2 separate regions of the Homo sapiens genome follow, and region 2 is linked to region 1. A link is a loop called in an ENCODE intact Hi-C map of the cell type or tissue named here. Cell type or tissue: PC-3. All regions are shown on one strand. Links, peaks and the distances in the headings refer to the core of each region. The heading gives the core; the rest is flanking DNA.

Evidence for each region. Hi-C counts contacts between places; a loop is a spot of excess contacts. Peaks named below come from ENCODE experiments on the same cell type or tissue, not always from the same donor. Only the 100,000 strongest peaks of a DNase experiment are listed, where the experiment ranks them.
Region 2: a loop joins it to region 1, with 2.5 times the contacts of the local background. A loop is called at or near these places in 1 of 110 quality-filtered maps.

Annotation. Positions count from the first base shown.
Region 1 is chr7:11,252,177-11,256,577 of GRCh38, forward strand. No RefSeq gene overlaps it. Among named protein-coding and RNA genes, the nearest start is that of PHF14, 280 kb to the left of the region's middle. In PC-3, for the core only: no CTCF peak of the experiment used is centred there; a DNase peak (open chromatin) is centred at 2,215.
Region 2 is chr7:11,317,339-11,321,739 of GRCh38, forward strand. No RefSeq gene overlaps it. Among named protein-coding and RNA genes, the nearest start is that of PHF14, 350 kb to the left of the region's middle. In PC-3, for the core only: no CTCF peak of the experiment used is centred there; a DNase peak (open chromatin) is centred at 2,333; H3K27ac peaks cover 429 bases.

The DNA.
Region 1 (4,401 bases), core at 322-4,321:
GAGTGGTCCACAGCTGTTTGGAAGCCCATAGCCGGATGACTGTTAACTGTGGCCCACCTGCCTCAGTTCAAGGCTTAGAGAAGCTCTGTGTTGCTGCTTTTCTAATTCCTGAAGTTCAACTGTGCTGTCACCATGACAGTTACATCCTTCTTAAGACCAAGTAGGCACACTAGAGAAGTAAGTAATTTGTTGGAGGTGGTGAGGATGATAATGATGCAGGCTGCTTTCAGATTAGGCAGTATCAGTGTGCAGCACAGATTCAGAAATCAGATCTAGAGATGGGTTCTCAGTGATTGTTTCATTTTGGATCTTTCTCTAGCCCTCTGAGTTTAGCCTTATTCTTAACTTTCAGACATTACCCAATTTCTCAAGAAGCCTTTCCTTGATCATAGGGTTTCATAAACATGAGAGATAACCTCTTTCCTTTCTGTTTTGTTTCTCAAAATATGTTGAAGTATTATTCAATGAGATTTTTATAGAACTGTCACTCTGCAAAACTAGGCACTGAATGAATTGTAGGATTAATGAAGCATAATCTAGTTGGGGCTATTAGATTTACATGTTTGAAACATTGAAGTAGCATGGCAGTGTCAAGAACTGTGAAGGGTTTTATATTTTACCTTATTTGTAAACTTACAAGTAGGCTTGTCACAGTTTCTCATACCCTGGCAGAAGACACAAGACAGCTCAGATTTTCTTACTTACAGAACAGCACGCTAAATGAGTGTTAGCATATTTAAGTCACTTCCCCTTTCCTCTGAGTTCCCCAGAAGTGATGCAGGAGGCCAGATAAATGCCAGCTCACTTTCTGGATTTTGCTACAGAAGAGAACACCATGTGTAGGGAACCTGAATTTTTTGTAATAGGCCGTAAGCATGCCTGCCCTTTGGCCTGGAAAGAGACACTATATCTTCCAGGGCTGTTTGCTGTGTAAACATCCTTGAAAAGACAGCCTTGAACAAAGGGCAGTCAATAGTTCTACTCAAAAGACATGGAGAAATGCAAAAGACCCATGGAGATTTGTCTTCTAATCGGCAGCATCTTGCAAGGTAAGTTGCATAGGCAGTACTAGCTAGAGAAATTCAGTTAAAGGAACTATAAACTTGATCTTCAATTCCAAACACCCTAATTTAGTTATTTAAGAAAGGTTTTTATAGAGAAAATTAAAATTAAGAAGTCTTTGGAAGATGGGAAATATCTGAAGGGATAAAGGAGAGGATAATGGGCATTCCTTTTGTGGAAGGTAGTATGAGTTGGGATGTACTCATAGCTGCGATGTTATGAGGATGCATTGGTTCAGCCTCTCACTTGTTGACCATCTTCATCCACCCTGATTGTTCAGTATCCTTGCTGTACTGATTGTTTAGGATTTTGAATAGTAATTATGGCATTTGTATGGTTTGGAAGCAGTATGATTTTACTGTTGCAGTTGGTTACTCTTCAATCAAGGTTGCCAGATAAAGTCCTCTGTTTTTATTTGCTAAGCCTGGCAACCCTATCTTTGGTACAGTAGGGCTAAATCTCTACAGCGAAGGAGCTCAAATCTGAACTGGCATCTATTCTTGTAGGTAAGGGAAGCCATTAAAGGCAGTTGACCAAAGGGTTATGTAAAAAGAATTGTGTTTTAGCAGAACAAAAATGATAATGGTGTGCTAGGATAGATGATGAATGAGATCTTCCTGATCATCAGGATAATTCCCATATCTCTGGCTTTGAGAAGCAGTGGAGAAAATTTAGAAGATAAGCTTACATTTAGAAGACAAGCAACTTGGTCGGTGCGGTGGCTCACGCCTGTAATCCCGGCACTTTGGGAGGCTGAGGTGGGTGGATCACAAGGTCAGGAGTTTGAAACCAGCCTGGCCACCATAGTGAAACCTCGTCTCTACTACAAAAAAAAAAAAACAAAAAAAAACGAAAATTAGCTGGGCATGGGGCGGGCACCTGTAGTCCCAGCTACTCAGGAAGCTGAGGCAGGAGAATTGCTTGAATCTGGGAGGCAGAGGTTGCAGTGAGCCAAGATCATGCCACTGCACTCCAGCCTGGGCGACACTAGACTAGTGACTCGGTCTCAAAAAAAAAAAAAAAGAAAAAGCAACTTAAGATTGGGCTTCATGAAGACAGAGACTAGATTCTGTGGATATAGGATAAATAACACATGGGCAGCTGTGACTCAGAGCATGGGTATGACATGAGTGACCTGTAATTGTTCTATGTGGAATGGGTGCACTAGTCATCCAATTAAGCCATGGAGAAGGACAGAGATGCTTGGCTCTCACTCACTAGTCTCTGAGTCAAAAGGGGCAGAGGAAGGGAAACTTTATTAGGCCAATAAGGAATAAATGATGTGAATGCATAGTTTAATGTATGTTACTATGTGAACAAAAAATTGGGGTAGAGAAGAGTTTTCACACATTAGGATGCAGATTAGGATGAGATTTCATTTATAGAAGAGTAGTGGGTTTTGGCACCATGGGATTGATAAGGACAAGTATGATGGATAAAGCAGTGTGTTGGCAGCATGGCAGGGGGATACATTAACAGAGGGGGTATTAGGGTTGGGAGAGGAGTGTTGAGAAATTAGGATGGGATGTCTGACCTGGTGGGAGTAATTTACAGAGTAGTAGGTCAGGAATACTGAGGGATGAGGAATCAGAAGGCAAGTGGGCAGGTCCTCCTTGGTAATCTAAAAGGAAAGTTGATGGAGCTTCATTGAAACAAAATTGTCTTCCCTGGGTTTCAACGAGGACCCTTCAGATGGAATTTAGGCTCTTTGTTGACACCATTTGGAGAAAGTAGATGATTCTTTGTGGTAAGTAGAAGGTAAATACTAAGTCAATGTTTTTCTGATTTGGTTTTTCACTTGACAGAGAGAGCAGGTGCTATAAATTATACTAATGACTAACATTGGGGAATTCTAGTGGACCCTCTAAAGGTTATGGGCATAAGAAGAGGAAGGGAAACATTTGAAAAGGATGTTGTCATGGAAGCTTTAGTTGAAGTGCTGAGAAAATTGATAACATATTTCAAAGTGAGATACAAAATCACGATACAAAAGTTTGAAAGGAGTTATCTGTTCTAAATTTAATGCAAGACTGAATTTTGACCATTGCACAGGACTAAATAATTACTGAGACTGTCATGAGACTTGAATGAATTATGGGTATTTTTATTACCCTAGAAGTACCAGAAACATCAAGGATATCAAGAAAGATCTAGCCTATTAGAGTGGATTTTAAGATATAGAAATAAATTTTACTTATGATTGTATTATGCAAGTCATGATTGTTAAACATAATGTTTACACAAAATAAAAACGGCAGGCTGAGAAGTAGAATCTATGGAAGAGAGTTGGAAGGGTTTTGGAATTTGGCAGATAAAACATGAGATAGGAATAACATTTGTAGAGACGAGTTCATCTAAAAGCAGATTAAAAGGAAAGCAGCAATTTCCTAGCACTGCAATATTCTCTGCGATGGACTGAATGTTTATGTACCCTCCCCCTCCAAATTTATAGGCTGAAATCTTAACTCCTAATGTGAAGGTATTAGGAGGCAGAAACTTTGGGGGTAATTAGGTAATAAAGAGACTCTAGAGAGCTCTCTCACCCTCTTTCTGCCATACAATTAAAGACAGCAGTCTGCACCTTGGAAGGTGACCCTCACCAGTACCCAATCATGCTGGCACCCTAATCCTGGACCGGTACCCTCCAGAAATATAAGAAATAAATTTGTATTGTTCATAAGCCACCCAGCATATGGTACTTTGGCATAGCAGCCTGAACTGACTGAGACATTCTCCAAAGGTATCAATAGGTGAAGCTTAATTTTTATAAAGAAAAATAATTTATAAAATTGGCTATTTTGTATGACCTTGGCATTCAGGGTTTAAAATATGTTAGAGTGAACCCAAAAGTACGTGTTAAACAAAATGAAAAATATAAAAATATTAGTGGCCATCATTTATTCCAGGCATATAAGGTATAAACTTAAGGTAAAATTGTTCCTTTTTCTCTATGCATAATACATACTGAGGACTTCTACCAAATATAGGGCGTGGAGAACTCTTTGAAAAGAATTCATTGAATAGAATGGAAAATGTATTCTGACTATTTTCTTCTTAAAAATGTTCTGTATGTCTAGCTTTTCTAAAATGTAAATGTATTACTTTTAAAATCAACATGAAAACATTCTAGGTGTCTTCTCTAGCATGAGGCATGAGGAAGTTTATGGGGAGCTAGGAGCATGGATTGACACGATAGCTGGTCACTTTTGAGGCTGTGACTAATCCCAAAGAGGCAAAGGACTCTGTGCATGGTCAGTGCTTTCTTTGTCTGAAGGATACCTTGTTTGGCTTCTAGAGAAAGGAATGCAGGAAAAATTATCTGGTATGGATCCCCTTTCT
Region 2 (4,401 bases), core at 325-4,324, 65 kb after region 1:
TTTTCTGTAGTAATTTAGTCTGAACAAGACCAAAGTGTGTGCTACTCTTTGGCTTTATAGCCCTCTAACCATAGGCGCTGATGGCATTCACGATTATGGATTAAATAGGGCCAACCCTTGTCAGTAATTTGTTAAAAAATTCCCACAGAGATACCTATGGTGCTGCTGAACAATGATGTTGGTAGTGTGCTATTTTGCTTTAGGAAAAGCTACTGCATTCCAACATGGGGTTCAATGGCTGGTCCTGGAAACCTCGTCTCTGTTTGATATAAGTTAAACCTTGAGTACACTCTGCCTGGTACTGAAATTAACATCTGGGTCCTGACCAAATTCTAACTTGTGAAATTGCAGATTACTTTACGACTGGATAAGAAATGTACTCCATCATATCTTAGCTTTGTTATTTAATTTTGCCTGGGGTTGTTAAATCACTGTAGCATTTTGCCACTGTGTGCAACCAGTGGGCTTTTAGAAATTTTAGCATGAAAGGCTCTCAAGAAAACATGAAACTCTTTTAACATAAGGTTATCTCCAGGAGGCTACTTTTTGGTTTAGTTATGTGATTGTATTTGAACAAATAGATTTTCTTTAGTTCTACTTAGTGTTCTTTTTTAAACTGATGGACTTTCACAATAGGTTTTCAGGTCTTGGCTTTTCAGTTTCATTTTTGGGGGTGTGGAAGTTTCAGAGTGAGATACAAACTGATTTGTGAGATGAAAAATATTAAAGATATGATCATTTGACAGTAATTTGGTGATCTGATTTTTTTCTGGAAATAACAAAGCTAATATTCTTAAGTGAGCGAAAAAATTTTTGAGGACAGCTACTGGATAGTTGAATATTTTATCCATTAATGAAATTGTTCACATTTTGAAGAGATTATTAACTGTGGTGCAATTGGATTCTTTGTGAAGTGGCAGCAAAAGGCTTCTTGGTTTACACCAGGGTCAGCAAACTACACCTTGCAGGCCACATCAGGTCTACCACTTGTTTTGTAAATAAAGTTTTACCGGGGCATAGTCATGCCCATTTGTTTATGTGTTTTCTGTGTCTGCTTTTGTAAGAGACTATATGGACTTTAAAGCCTAAAATATTTAGTATCTGTCCCTTTCTAGAACAAGTTTGCTTACCTCTGCTTTACATCATTAACTTGATCCTGTGGAGTCAGAGCTGGCTGTGCACATCCTCTAAACCAAGGGAGAAACAAATTACATATTTGAGAAACAATGCTAAGATTTTCCCATCCCTTGGACTCTGGCTAGACATTTGTGGCAACCACAAGCTTCACTTTCTCTTTTCTCCCTTTCTCAAGGTGCTTTTATCTGTGACTGCGGCACCAGCAGTTTGGGTTTGGTAGACTATAATATTGGATTGGTGGTGTGTATTTTTACATAAAGCCTTGGAGTTATTTTATTTTATTTTTTTGCAGAGATGGCTTCACATTTTAGACTACATGTTTATAACTGCCCTTGTGCTATAGTTGCTCTTATGCTGTAAAGCATGACAGCATACTTTTATCTTTTAACATTGGCCAAAACTGGTCACACAACCATTACTAAACCATTACTGTAGATTAATAAGAATCTGTATCTAGATTTAAAAATTTACATTTTTGAGATGGGATCTCTCTGTGTTCCCTGGGCTGGTGTTGAACTCCTGGGCTCCTGCAATCCTCTTGCCTAAGCCTCCAAAGTAATTGGGATTACAGGTCTTCACCACCATGCCTAGTTTACACCTGAATTTTGGAATGGAGTTATTTACTCTTGCATTGCTTGGGAGAAGGATGGACACCTGGATTGGTTACTTTCTTTTTACTACTCTAGAGCTACCCATTCTCTGCCTATTTTATCATGGGTCTCCCCAAAAAGAAGAGCCAGAGAAAAGGGATGGATGCAGATAGATAGCTTATTTGAGGGAGTGATCTCAGGGAACAGGAGTCAGAGGATTCAACGGTGATGTTGGTAGTGTGTTATTTTGCTTCGGGCAAAGCTACGGCATTCTGTCTTGGGGTTCAATGGCCGGTATTGGAAGCCTCTTCTCTATTTGATACAAATTAAAACTTGAGTACTAGGACTAGTGAAATGGAGAAAATGTAAAGATAATCCAAGAGTCGAGTTATTAAGACTGAATGTTAGTTATTACTATGGGCAACTGGGGTTCAATTTTGTTGAAAACCCTCTGAAGAATGGTATAGATCCTTCCTCAGACTTGTTTACTCAAGACATGGAAAAGGGTATATTTATCTACTTGCTTCCAACTCCAGTTGGTCAAGTCTTGCCCTTGGGGCTGCTAACTTCCTTGGATGTACAGTCAGAGTATGATGCAGAATGAGTAAGCAGGCTAGTCTTGTGTAGGTATCTCATGCTGTGGAGACAAAGAATTCCTGAAGCACAAGAAACATTTGTGCAGCTAAGTTAAGGTTCTATTGCTTCAGCTGGTTGCTAAAGCAATAGTCAGAACAAAATGCTGAGCAAAGAGGATGTGAGACAGGGCATTGAAAATGTATGTCTCCCTGTCCTTCTCAACCTGCTTCGTACCTCAGGGAGCTGACCTCTGTAGCATAGATCACCTGAACTCCCTTTCCATCTGGCTTCTCATTGAGTCTTGGTACCAGAAGAAATGGTAGGAAATCTGAAAGCAGGAGAATAGAATGGTTGAGAGTATTTGTTTCCCCTATCTTCTGTCCTTCCTGCATTGCCACAGTTTGTTACTCTTGGCTGCCACTCCTATTGGGTGAACCTGCTTCCATGACTCCACCCCTCTTTGGGTTTGGTAATATCATTCTCTCTCTACCAAAGGCCACAGCTCCTGCTAGGAGGCCTTTTCCTGTAGTTATAACTCTGCCATAGATTGAATAACTGCTTATCTCTCTTTTCTTTCAGACCTGGAGTAGGTTTTAGTTTTCTGTTGTTGCTGATCTTTGGACCCAGCTCAAATCTTTTGCTGAGCTTTTACCTATTAAATCTTTTCATTGTGGCTTAATTTACTGCCCAAATAAAATTGGGGTTTTGTTAGCAGCGAATAAGGGAGAACTTTTATGGGCTGACATATAAAGGTGTCTGCTCTTCCTGTTATGGGGCCAGGACCAAGTGAAAGTTTGCCACCAGTGGAATGGCTTCAACACACTTAGAAAAATGGCATAGAGATGAAGTTCCTCTTTTGAATAACTTTCAACTTTAGTGGCCTACTACTCCCATATTTTGGCTTGTTAAACTGGTAATGCTATATTTTAAATTTCTATTGCATTTTTTTCTTAGACATTAAAACCTTTTCAGTTACAGGATTTAAGCAATATAAAAGGCATCAGCATAAAAGTGAAAATCTCCCTTGATTCAGTTACTCATAGATAAATATTGTTAACATTTTGAATTTCTTCAGACTTTATCGGTTGTCTATAAAGGCGATCAGCATCTCAGTTTTGTTTGGAAGGAAGACACCAACTGTAAAAATGTGGATGGGATGAGAGGAAACAAGGATAATTAAGTCATTCCATTGTAAGGTCAGCACAACGTCTGGATATATCTCCTGTTATTCAAAGATGATACTCAGACAAGATTAAAAAGAAAAGTAAATGGAAGAAACATAGAAAACAAAAAACAAATGTCTACAACCCACCCACTCACCCTTAAACATAACTAAAGAATAAAAGAACACCATGCTTTTCAAAAATTCCCAATGGTTAAGTACTTGTAACAACTTAAGTGTCTATGATGAGGTAGTAGAAAAATGTATTATTGTGAATTCATTTAGCAGAATTCTATGTTGTTAGTAGAATGTATAGAATATTATATGCTGCTATAAAATTATCTTCGAGATATTTTTAAAAAATCAAGGCTGCTATGATATGATTTATATTAAAAACAGCACAGATGAATATACATTTACATGCTTAAGTATAAATAAAATGTTTCTGAAAGGAAATAGGTAACTATTAACAATGTTTTATTACCAAAAATGGTTGCATATTTGGCGGTAAAAGGGAGATTTGCTTTTCATTACATTTGTTTTTGTCATATTTAATTGTTTTTCCATCCACATATTATTCAGTCGGAAAAGATTTACTAGAGGGAAGGTAATTACATCTTAATTATGCACTCAACTTCAAAACAACATCAGAATCCCTGAAGTAGGGGAAGAAAGGTGACATTAAAAAAGTCAAAAGTGGTTTTCTACATAGTTGTAAGTACAAAGTGAATTGGCAAGAAAAATTTACATTGTAAAGGATTTAAAAATGTAATTAGGAAATTAAAGTCTGCGTTGGAAGCAGTTATTGATAAGAATCATCTCTTTAGAGATGTAACCAATAACTTCGAAGATATTTTCAACAATTCTCCCAGAATTCATAACATAATAACAAATAGAAGAAATTAACAAAAAGAAGAGGATAGAAACAAAAGGCAA